Linked DNA regions of Homo sapiens: regions 2 and 3 are each linked to region 1. Evidence: chromatin contacts called from ENCODE Hi-C or POLR2A ChIA-PET data. All regions are on one chromosome and are shown on one strand. The core of a region is the stretch at or near the end of the contact, and the rest is flanking DNA. Distances in the headings are between cores, read along the strand shown. Region 1 holds the start of MAPKBP1 (mitogen-activated protein kinase binding protein 1). Region 2 holds the start of RMDN3 (regulator of microtubule dynamics 3). Region 3 holds the start of RPUSD2 (RNA pseudouridine synthase domain containing 2).

What was found. Hi-C counts contacts between places; a loop is a spot of excess contacts on that map. ChIA-PET counts read pairs that join two places held with the same protein, here RNA polymerase II (POLR2A). Pooled maps may share reads with other maps.
Region 2: a loop to region 1 is called in a pooled map, with 6 times the contacts of the local background. The contact joins the promoter of RMDN3 here to the promoter of MAPKBP1 in region 1. A Hi-C loop is called at or near these places in 4 of 50 pooled maps.
Region 3: a map of natural killer cell shows a loop between it and region 1 (12-fold over the local background). The contact joins the promoter of RPUSD2 here to the promoter of MAPKBP1 in region 1. A Hi-C loop is called at or near these places in 1 of 168 maps with a recorded cell type or tissue (natural killer cell) and 4 of 50 pooled maps. POLR2A ChIA-PET finds 5 or more read pairs at or near these places in 1 of 52 experiments (PC-9).

What each region holds. Positions count from the first base shown.
Region 1 is chr15:41,773,199-41,776,359 of GRCh38, forward strand. It overlaps MAPKBP1 (mitogen-activated protein kinase binding protein 1), which reads left to right and starts at 1,286. Exons shown (of 31, transcript NM_014994.3): 1 at 1,286-1,412; 2 at 1,969-2,191. The coding sequence starts at 2,078. RefSeq lists an enhancer at 733-782.
Region 2 is chr15:40,753,976-40,756,754 of GRCh38, forward strand. It overlaps RMDN3 (regulator of microtubule dynamics 3), which reads right to left and starts at 1,279. Exons shown (of 13, transcript NM_018145.3): 1 at 1,108-1,279; 2 at 622-815. The coding sequence starts at 808. RefSeq lists a silencer at 670-884 and enhancers at 1,000-1,209, 1,420-1,539, 1,630-1,739.
Region 3 is chr15:40,568,033-40,571,242 of GRCh38, forward strand. It overlaps RPUSD2 (RNA pseudouridine synthase domain containing 2), which reads left to right and starts at 1,267. Exons shown (of 3, transcript NM_152260.3): 1 at 1,267-1,911. The coding sequence starts at 1,306. RefSeq lists enhancers at 1,209-1,538, 1,600-2,099, 1,849-1,898.

The DNA.
Region 1 (3,161 bases), core at 36-2,535:
AGTACGTGGCTACAGTATACACAAGAAAATATGTGCTTTGCCACTTGGCTCTAAAGGCTCACCGTTGTACACAAGCAATGAGTTTAGGGGTTCTTCCCTCTTGTTATCACATGTCATCTCCACAGGGTTTCAAAAGATCTGGATAGGGTGAGACAGACACACCAGTGTAGTACTCCCTTGGGTCCCTTGTCTTTGGCTTAGGCTTTTTCATAAGGTATAATAATTTGTTAGAGGTTCTTCCCTCTTGCAGACACATGTCATCTCCACAGGGATTCAAAAGATCTGGATAGGGTGAGACGGACACACCAGTGTACTATTCCCTTGGGACCCAAGTCTCTGGCTTAGGCTTTTTCATAAGGTGATTTCTTGTGGTAGTAGTCAAGTGGAGAATACTCAGGAAATACTATTTCATGTAACATTTCCGTGTATTCCCTCTGCCTCCCCCGACATGAGTTAGAAAACTACCCCTCGATCTAGTATCAGCAAGCTCGACAGTGACCTCAGCAAGGAACAGCCCTAGATAAAAGGATTCATAAGTAAATGGAATGAGGAAAAGATCTGGAGCAACAAAGTCCTGGTCAGCTTTAGGTGAGGAAGCACAATGGGATGTTGGAGGCTAAAGAAGCCATGAAACCTAAAGTATTATAACATAGCATATTCACTTCTCTTTCCCCCGCACGCCCAAAGCTCTGTTCAAGGCCACCCTTTCCCCTTTCATGATGACCAGGTTGCCCAGTGCAAAAATACTGTTCTTAGCTATTAAATTGCATTACTCAGAATAATCCTTTCCACGTTGAGTCTACGTGCCGGACTGGCTGCGAGCAGAAACTACTTCAGTCGCTTTAAATCTCAACACTTGTGGTCGCTGGGAGCAGAGCTTTTAGGCTGTAGCTCAGTCTTGTAATTCTGAGCTAGGAGTTTCAGCTACGGTCCCTCGGGCCTATCAGATGACAACCTTAACACCCTGGAGGCGTGGTTATCGTCTTGGGGCTCTGGGAAGTGCAGTTCCATGGGGGACCAGGCCTGATAATACCATAAAAGGCTTGGTTCTCTCAATTCTGAAGCCATGTTCTGTTGACCTTCCTCTAAAAGCGGTACCCGCAATTGTGCGGATTCCGTGGTTCCCTAGTCCCAAGCCGTCTGCTTCCTGGGCCCTTTCATTGGCTCCGCCCCCGTAAACCTTGCTCGTCCACTCTGGAAGCGCTCTCCTGACTACAGGCCGCGCCCCTCGCGTCGGCTCCGCCCACCCAGCCCGCGGCTTGGCCCAGGCGGTAGTTCGCGTTTTGAGCCGATCGTGCCACCATAGCTCCTGCTGCTGCCTCTACCGCTGCGGCTACCGCGGCGGAGCTGAAATTGCCGAACGCGATGCCCGAGGGCGCTGTGAGCGGGGTGGCCTTAGCTCGCCGAGGCTGGTGAGGCTGGGCCCGAACGGGGGCGCTGACGAGTAGCAGGGGCCTCAGAGGCGGGTGAAAGATAAAGGTCCAGAGCCGCTGTGGAGGGCGGAGAGCGAGCTCTGGAGGATAGGGAGTGGGGGAGGGAGGCTCCCGTGGCAGAACGAGTTGTGGGCTACGGCGAGCCCCGCCGCGTCCCCGCCGGCGCTAGCGCAGGTGTCCAGGCCTGCGGAAATCCCTGGTGGTCTCGGCGGCCTCCTCCCTTGGACACTACAGTTGCCATGGGAACAGTTGGGCATTAACGGGAACCAGATCGTCCACGAGACCAACTGGGGCCCATCCCATCCATCTCGCCAGTTAAACGCCTCTGGCGGGCGTGGGCCTGGCATTTCTTCGTGGCTTAGGATTTTCCCCCCCTTTTTCGTGAGCCTTTCCTTCCGACGTTGTAAGAAACTGTGCAGGGCTAGAAGGTGGGGATGAGGGAAATGGTGAGAGCAATACCCAGAGGTAAAAGCTGCAGACTTCGCTAGGCAGAAGGTAAGACACTGTGATACTAAGGTGGCTTCTGCCATCTCAGGTCAGTGAGAGGGCATACTGGGAAGCCCTCTGGAGTGGGAAGACAGTGCCGCTGTTGAGACAAGACCCAGGACTGGGCCGGGGACTGTCCCAAAGGGTTTCTCGTCATAATGGCTGTGGAAGGGTCAACCATTACCAGCCGGATCAAGAATCTGTTGAGATCTCCATCCATCAAACTGCGCAGGAGTAAGGCAGGAAACCGACGAGAGGACCTCAGCTCCAAGGTGAGTCCTGTTGGGATCCACCTCTTTCCAAACCCACCCTCTCCTGCTCCATGTTCCTCGTTAACCTTCCTGTTTCTTGGGAAAGATAACTAGAAGCCCTTGTTGACTCTAAAGGATCACATATGATCTCTGCAGGCAATGATTTGGTTTTAGGTTGAAGGAAAAAGAGCAGCAGGGGTGGGCATGCTGAGATTCATCCATGAGAAAAGGTGAATAGTAGGAAGACCACCTGGGTTCAATTGTGGCCTCACTATACACTAAGCATGTGCTTGGGAAGCCAGTTGATATGCTATGACTCAGTTTCCCTTCTTGGGAGAGGACAGTAGGAACACATACCTTGTGAAGGGCTAAGCTGTGACTAATGTAGCTGCAGGTGTTAACGTAACAGCTGGGGTTATGTAAGACTGTAGTGGCAGAAAGAAATATGCTAAAACACCTAGTCAGAGTTACTGGCTTGGTAATTGCTCTTGCCTACGGTGAAAACAAATTTTTTTTGTCTCTTCAAGAGGCTAACTGGAGCCTTTTGGCTTCTTAGGAATAACATGCAAGAAGCCAGATATCTGTCAGCAAAACAGTTCTGGATGGCCCTTGAGCATTGCTTATCTCATTCACTATATGCCAAGAGCCACATCCCACTCAGCTGCAGATGATCCTCAGAGGCAAAGTTCCTTTCCATCGCTTCACTTGTCTGTGTTTTGGTCCTTATGCTTTTTCAACTAAATAAACCCCACAACTTTGGGAATCCAGAAGTAGTCGACATTTATTTAATCCCTTGAGGGAATCCAGGGCTTTACTCCCACAGGATCAGATCAGATTTTGTGTCTTATTAGTAGCCTGTAAACCCAATAGGGTTGTGAGGTACAAGGTTGTTACAGGGAGAGGCATTTGAGACCACAGCATTGTATTGCTTTGCCTGTATCTCTTCAGTGATGAGTAAATCCCATGAGGAATGATTTAGAATGCCACTGTA
Region 2 (2,779 bases), core at 29-2,528, 1.0 Mb before region 1:
TACTTATTACACACCTCACCCAACACTAAGCAAGTGCCTTTAATACCCACATAGCACTATTGTGGCCAGAACTAAAAGTGAAAGTTAAACAGTCTTTTTGAAATATACTTTCTTGTGAGTACAGGCGAAAGAGTAGAGAAAACCACGACTGCTTTTTTTTTTTTTTTTTTTTTGAGACAGAGTCCCACTCTGTCACCCAGGCTGGAGTGCAGTGGCGCAACCTCAGCTCACTGCGGCCTCCGCCTACCAGGTTCAAGCGATTCTCGTGCCTCAGCCTCCCCAGTAGCTGGGACTACAGGCCGCGCCACCACGCCCGGCTAATTTTTGTATTTTTAGTAGAGATGGGGTTTCACCATGTTGACATCTGGTTGAACGTTGGCCAGGCTGGTCTTGAACTCCTGACCTCAGGTGATCCGCCCGCCTCGGCCTCCCAAAGTGCTGGGATTACAGGCGTGAGCCACCGCGCCCAGCCCGACGACTGCTTTTTCAACAAGCTTCCAAAAAAGTGAAACCCTAAAGCACTTCTCTCCGTTACCCTGTCCCACAGTCTCCACCGAAAGCAGCCCAGACCTCAGGCCCATTAGTCTGCAGTGACCGCGGTCTCAGGAGACGGGCTCCTACCGTGGCGTCCGGGATCTGAAGTCTGCGTATAGTCCAGGGAGTTGGGCAGGCTCTGGCTGCGGCCATGACGCTGGGTCCGTTTCCATCGCTGGCTGTAAAGGAGGCACAGGAATCCAAGGCCGGCGGCGGTACCCAGCAACAGTCCCAGCCCGGCACGGGCACCACCCAGGGCTCCCAGTCTAGACATGCTGCACCTGCGGCCAGCAGAAGTCACCGGGAGCAGGCAGGCGGGCGGGCGGGCGGGGGTAAGGAGAGAGAGAGATTCGTGAACCCGGTAAACCCACCCTCAAGGCTGAACCCCGGCAGGTATCCCCTTGCCCAAACCCTGAGCTCTCGACTACGTGCACCCCAGTCTGAACCCTAAGGCTTCCTCCAGCCTCCTGGGCCCCACTGCCTCTCTTCTCACCCAGCCTGGACGTAGCCGCCCCTCCAGTACACCCCCCGACCCGGGTCACAGAGTCCGGCTTCTGGGCCTTCAACCCCCACCTCAGCCTCACGACACTGCAGACCACAAACCCGGCGCCCTGGCTGCAAACTCCTGGCCTTCCGCCGCGGCCCCCGAAGGCGCTCTGGCCTGGCAGGAGATCCACTCAGACCCTTACCCGGCCGCCAGCCACCATGGCAGCAGCCGCCGCGGGCTCACGCTGTCAGTGACCGTGACGTCAGGCAGGCGGCGCCAGGTGCTCGGCGCCCTGCGGGAAGGCGCAGAGAGATGACCGCGCCGGCCCCGCCCCTTGTCTGTTTCCCTCAGGGGCGGGGCCACGGGCGCCGCCGGAGGGGCGGAGTCAGCACAGAGCGCGAAAGGAAAGCAAGAAGGGGCCCAAGACAGGGGAAAGGCGGGAAGGCAGGGAGACTTCTTGGGCGGACGCTCGCGCAGTCACCCTCACCGTCCGGCAGCCAGGCCTCCATTTCCCTCCGGTCACACCGGCTTAACTTGCTGCTCCCGGAATACGCTCAGCATATTCACACTTTCTACCTGCGCTTCTGCCTGGACCTCCCCTCTGTACCTGGAAAACGTCACGCTCTCCCCACATTTTATTTTTATTTTTATTTTGTAGAGACTGGGTCCCGCTCTCCTGGTCTCTCAAAGTGCGATCCGCCCGCCTCGGGCTCCCAAAGTGCGTGAGCCGCCGCACCCGGCCATAAATCTTAAACCTAACGTGCTGTCTTATAATTCTGTTTTACTCTTGTAATTGTATGCAACTTCTTATAATTGTGGCAACTAAAAAGACCGATTTTATGGACTATGATAACAATTTTATTGTGAACATTTCTTAAGAGTTAAAATTTAGTTTAGTGAAAGAAATATCTAGGCCAGTCCTCCCAATACCCTTGACTAGATCTTATATTTATTTACCCTTTAATTGTGAGATATTGTATACATATAAGAATACAGGAGGCCGGCCGTGGTGGCACGTGACTGTAGTCACAGATACTCTGGGGGCTGAGATGGGAGGATCACTTGAGCCCAGGTCGTCGAGGCTGCAGTGAGCCATGATCACTCTGGGCAACAGAAGTCAGGATATCGAGGCCACCCAGGCCAACCTGGCGAAACTCCGTCTCTACTAAAAGTACAAAAATTAGCTGGGCATGGTGGTGCACGCCTGTAATCCCAGCTACTCGGGAGGCTGAGGCAGGAGAATTGCTTGAACCCAGGAGGCAGAGGTTGCAGTGAGCCGAGATCTCGCCACTGTACTCCAGCTTGGGCAACAGAGTGAGGCCTCCTCTCAAAACAAATAAACAAAAACAACAACAACAAAAAATATATTTATATATATATAAAGTATATATATATATATACACTTTATTTTGGAGGAAATAAAAATTTCCTCTGGAAACCTTCCCAGATCACCACCTTGGTGAAATTAAGCTTTTCACCCTGCTTTGCTCCTGTGGCTCTATTGCCTCCATTATACTTTTTTTTTTTTTTTAGACGGAGTTTCGCTCTTTTCGCCCATGCTGGAATGCAGTGGTGCGATCTCGGCTCACTGCAACCTCCTCCCCCGCCCCTGGGTTCAAGCAATTCTCCTGCCTCAGCCTCCGGAGTAGCTGGAATTACAGGCTTGCACCCCCACGCCTGGCTACTTTTTGTATTTTCAGTAGATACCGGATTTCTACATGTTGGTCAGGCTGGTCTCGAACTCCTCACCTCAAGTAA
Region 3 (3,210 bases), core at 17-2,516, 1.2 Mb before region 1:
TGCCTCCTTATTTGGAAGAATCCCACTCTGGATACCAAAGAGGGTTAGATTCTTGGCCGGGCGCGGTGGCTTACGCCTGTAATCCCAGCACTCATAATATAAAAATTAGCCAGGCGTGGTGGTGCGTGCCTGTAGTCCCAGCCACTCAGGAGGCTGAGGCAGAAGAATGGCTTGAACTCAGGAGGCGGAGGTTGCAGTGAGGTGAAATCGCTCCACTGCACTCCAGCCTGGGCGACAGAGCAAGACTCCGTCTCAAAAAAAAAAAAAAAAAAAAAAAAAAAGAGGGTTAAATTCTTCCATCTCCAGGCACCCTGGAAGTGAGGGCTCAGAGCAATGAGGTTTGGCTGATGGAAGTCCTCCCCTGCAGGACTCTTAACCTTGGAAGAGGGACACAGAGACACAGGGAGATTTAGGGGTCTCCAAGGGGTGGCAGGGCTGCAGGAAAAAGAGTCCTTTGGCACAACATAGTTTCTTGTGTCTACTGCATCCCAACTGGGTTTCTTCCCTGACATGTCTGAAGCCAGGCTCTCAAAAGGCTTGGTTTCCCTTGATTTGGCCCTTTTTCTGAGCCTAGTCTCCAGTTGTCTTGTGAATTCTATGAGGCACTAATATACTTTCCATAATTCTATCTCTGATGAAATTAGCCAGAGTTGGTTTATTTTGCACTTAAGAACCCTCGCCATATATCCTCTGATCTATTTGCAGTTTTAATCTCAGGATGGAAGCATGTGGGAGGCGAATGGGGATCACTAATCCTTCTCATGCTGTTAGGGGGAAACACAGGTGTGAACACATTGCTTCTGGGGTGCTTGTGTGTGTTTTAAATACATATATAACAATCTTACTGAGATACAAGTCACATACTATAATATTGACCCTTTTAAAATATAGAATACAGTGGGTTTTAGTATATTCGCAGAGTTTAGCAATCTTTATTCTGGTTGTTAGTTTTTGTTTTGTCTTAAATAAAGCTCCTTTCAAGCGTTTCTTCAGACCCAAGGGACTACTCGGAATTTACACGACCTACTCCTGTCATGGCCTTTACACGGAGCAATTCCAAGGGTTTCCTTTATAAATAACGTCGTATCTCCCTAATAGGAAGACGTCTGAGTAAGGTCACTTTTGGTGAGACATTTACAGTCTCTCATCTCTAAGCTCACTCAATTCACCTAATTTAATTCGAGCAGCTCACTCATTCGCTCACTTATCGCAGACCCCGCCTCGGGACTGGGCCTCCCTGATTCGCTGGGGCCGAGTGACGTCCTCAGATCGCGACCCTGGGAGTGGAGTGGGGGCAGCGTGGTTATGTGGCTGGACCGCCGCGGATGGCTCAGGGTTCTTGGACATTGGCGCTACGACCTTAGGCGCCCTAGCTTTACCAGGACTTGGAGTGGCGATAAGGGCCCAATGGCAGAAACAGTGTCTACCCAGGTTGGGACAGAGGGCGGGCTGAGGGCTTCGCATCAGCAAAACGGTGACGCTGGTGGCGACGCGAAGGTTGAGCTGTCCCCCGGGCCCCCGAAGCCGGCTGGCCGGGAAGTGGAGCCGGCCCCAGTAGGCGGGGAGCATCCCTCGGCTGCAGCCCCAGGCCCGGGCAAGCATAAGAAGCGGCGGGGCGCAACCAGGGAGCGTGTCGTGCCGCCCCCGAAGAAGCGGCGGACCGGGGTGAGCTTCGGAGATGAGCACTTTGCAGAAACCAGTTATTACTTCGAGGGCGGCCTGCGTAAGGTGCGGCCCTATTACTTTGACTTCCGGACCTACTGCAAAGGTCGCTGGGTGGGCCACAGCTTGCTGCACGTCTTCAGTACCGAGTTCCGAGCTCAGCCCCTGGCCTACTATGAGGCCGCGGTCCGGGCGGGCCGCCTGCAACTCAACGAGAAGCCGGTGCAGGACCTCAACATCGTGCTCAAGGTGGAGTCCTGATGGGGCTGGCCAGAAGCGGGCGAGGAAAAGGGGCCGGGTTTTGTTTTGTTTTGTTTTGTTTTTTAGTCTTAGTAAAGCATAGGTACTGGATTAAAATCATGGCAATTCTAAAGCGTTCTCGCTTTCATTTGGAACACTATTTTAGCCCGTTTCCCACCTCCGCAAGTGGCCAGGGTGTCTGTGCTTCAGGACTCAGCCTGTTTATCCTCTTCCTCAAGGCAGCTTCCTTGTTTCCAAGGGACAGAAGTTGGAATTTTCATAATTCCTTTAAACACCGTCTTGTGGCAAGGGCACTGATCACTTTACCCTGCGTTGTAGATCTCTGTGCAAATAGTAATAATAGGGGCTATCATTTATGTCTCTTTACTGTGTGCTGGGCACAAAGTTAAACATTGTATGTCCACTAATTCTAATGACAGCCTTGTGAAGTAGGTATTGCCACTCCATTTTACCTCTGAGGAAACTAAGGAAACTCACAGGGGTAAGGCTATCAACAGTGCCACTACCAAAGCCTATGTTCCTATAACTACTACTTAAACTATTTAACATAGAGTTATGAGATGTCAGGGATAGAGACTAGAATTGTTTAGCCCAGTGCTTTGACTCCTTTAAAATTCCATCACATCTATGAGGTACCAGACACCCCTGTCAGAAGTAACACTGTTTACCTCTCAGTAACACTAGTTTACCATGGTTGTGAGTGGAGAAAAGGCGATTACAGCATTTGGGGAATGGATGGTTTTGGAGTAACTTGTTCCATTGATCAATCGATTTGCGTCAATATATCATACATTGACGAATTCCCTCTCCTATCCCAATTTCTAAAGCACAGATCTGGTCTAACCCTCACATTCCACAGGAAGCAGAGACCCAGAAAAGATAAATGACTTGCCCAAGAGCATGTAGCGAGCCTGTGGCAAATCCTGGTCTAGAGCCCATATCCCTGGACTTAAGCCTTAGTTTTGTTTGTTCAAGATCGTAATAAGTGATGATTTATGGAGGTTTTTTCCTCCATTAAAAAAATTTTACCTTGATTATTTATTTTTTTTTTTTTTGAGACAGAGTCTTGCTCTGTTGCCCAGGCTGGCGTGTAGTGGCGCGATCTCGGCTCACTGCAACCTCCGCCTCCCAGGTTCAAGCGATTCTCCTGCCTCAGTCTCCCAAGTAGCTGGGATTACAGGCATGTGCCACCACGCCTGCTAATTTTTGTATTTTTAGTAGAGACAGAGTTTGACCATGTTAGCCAGGATGGTCTTGATCTCGTGATCCACCCACCTCAGCCTCCCA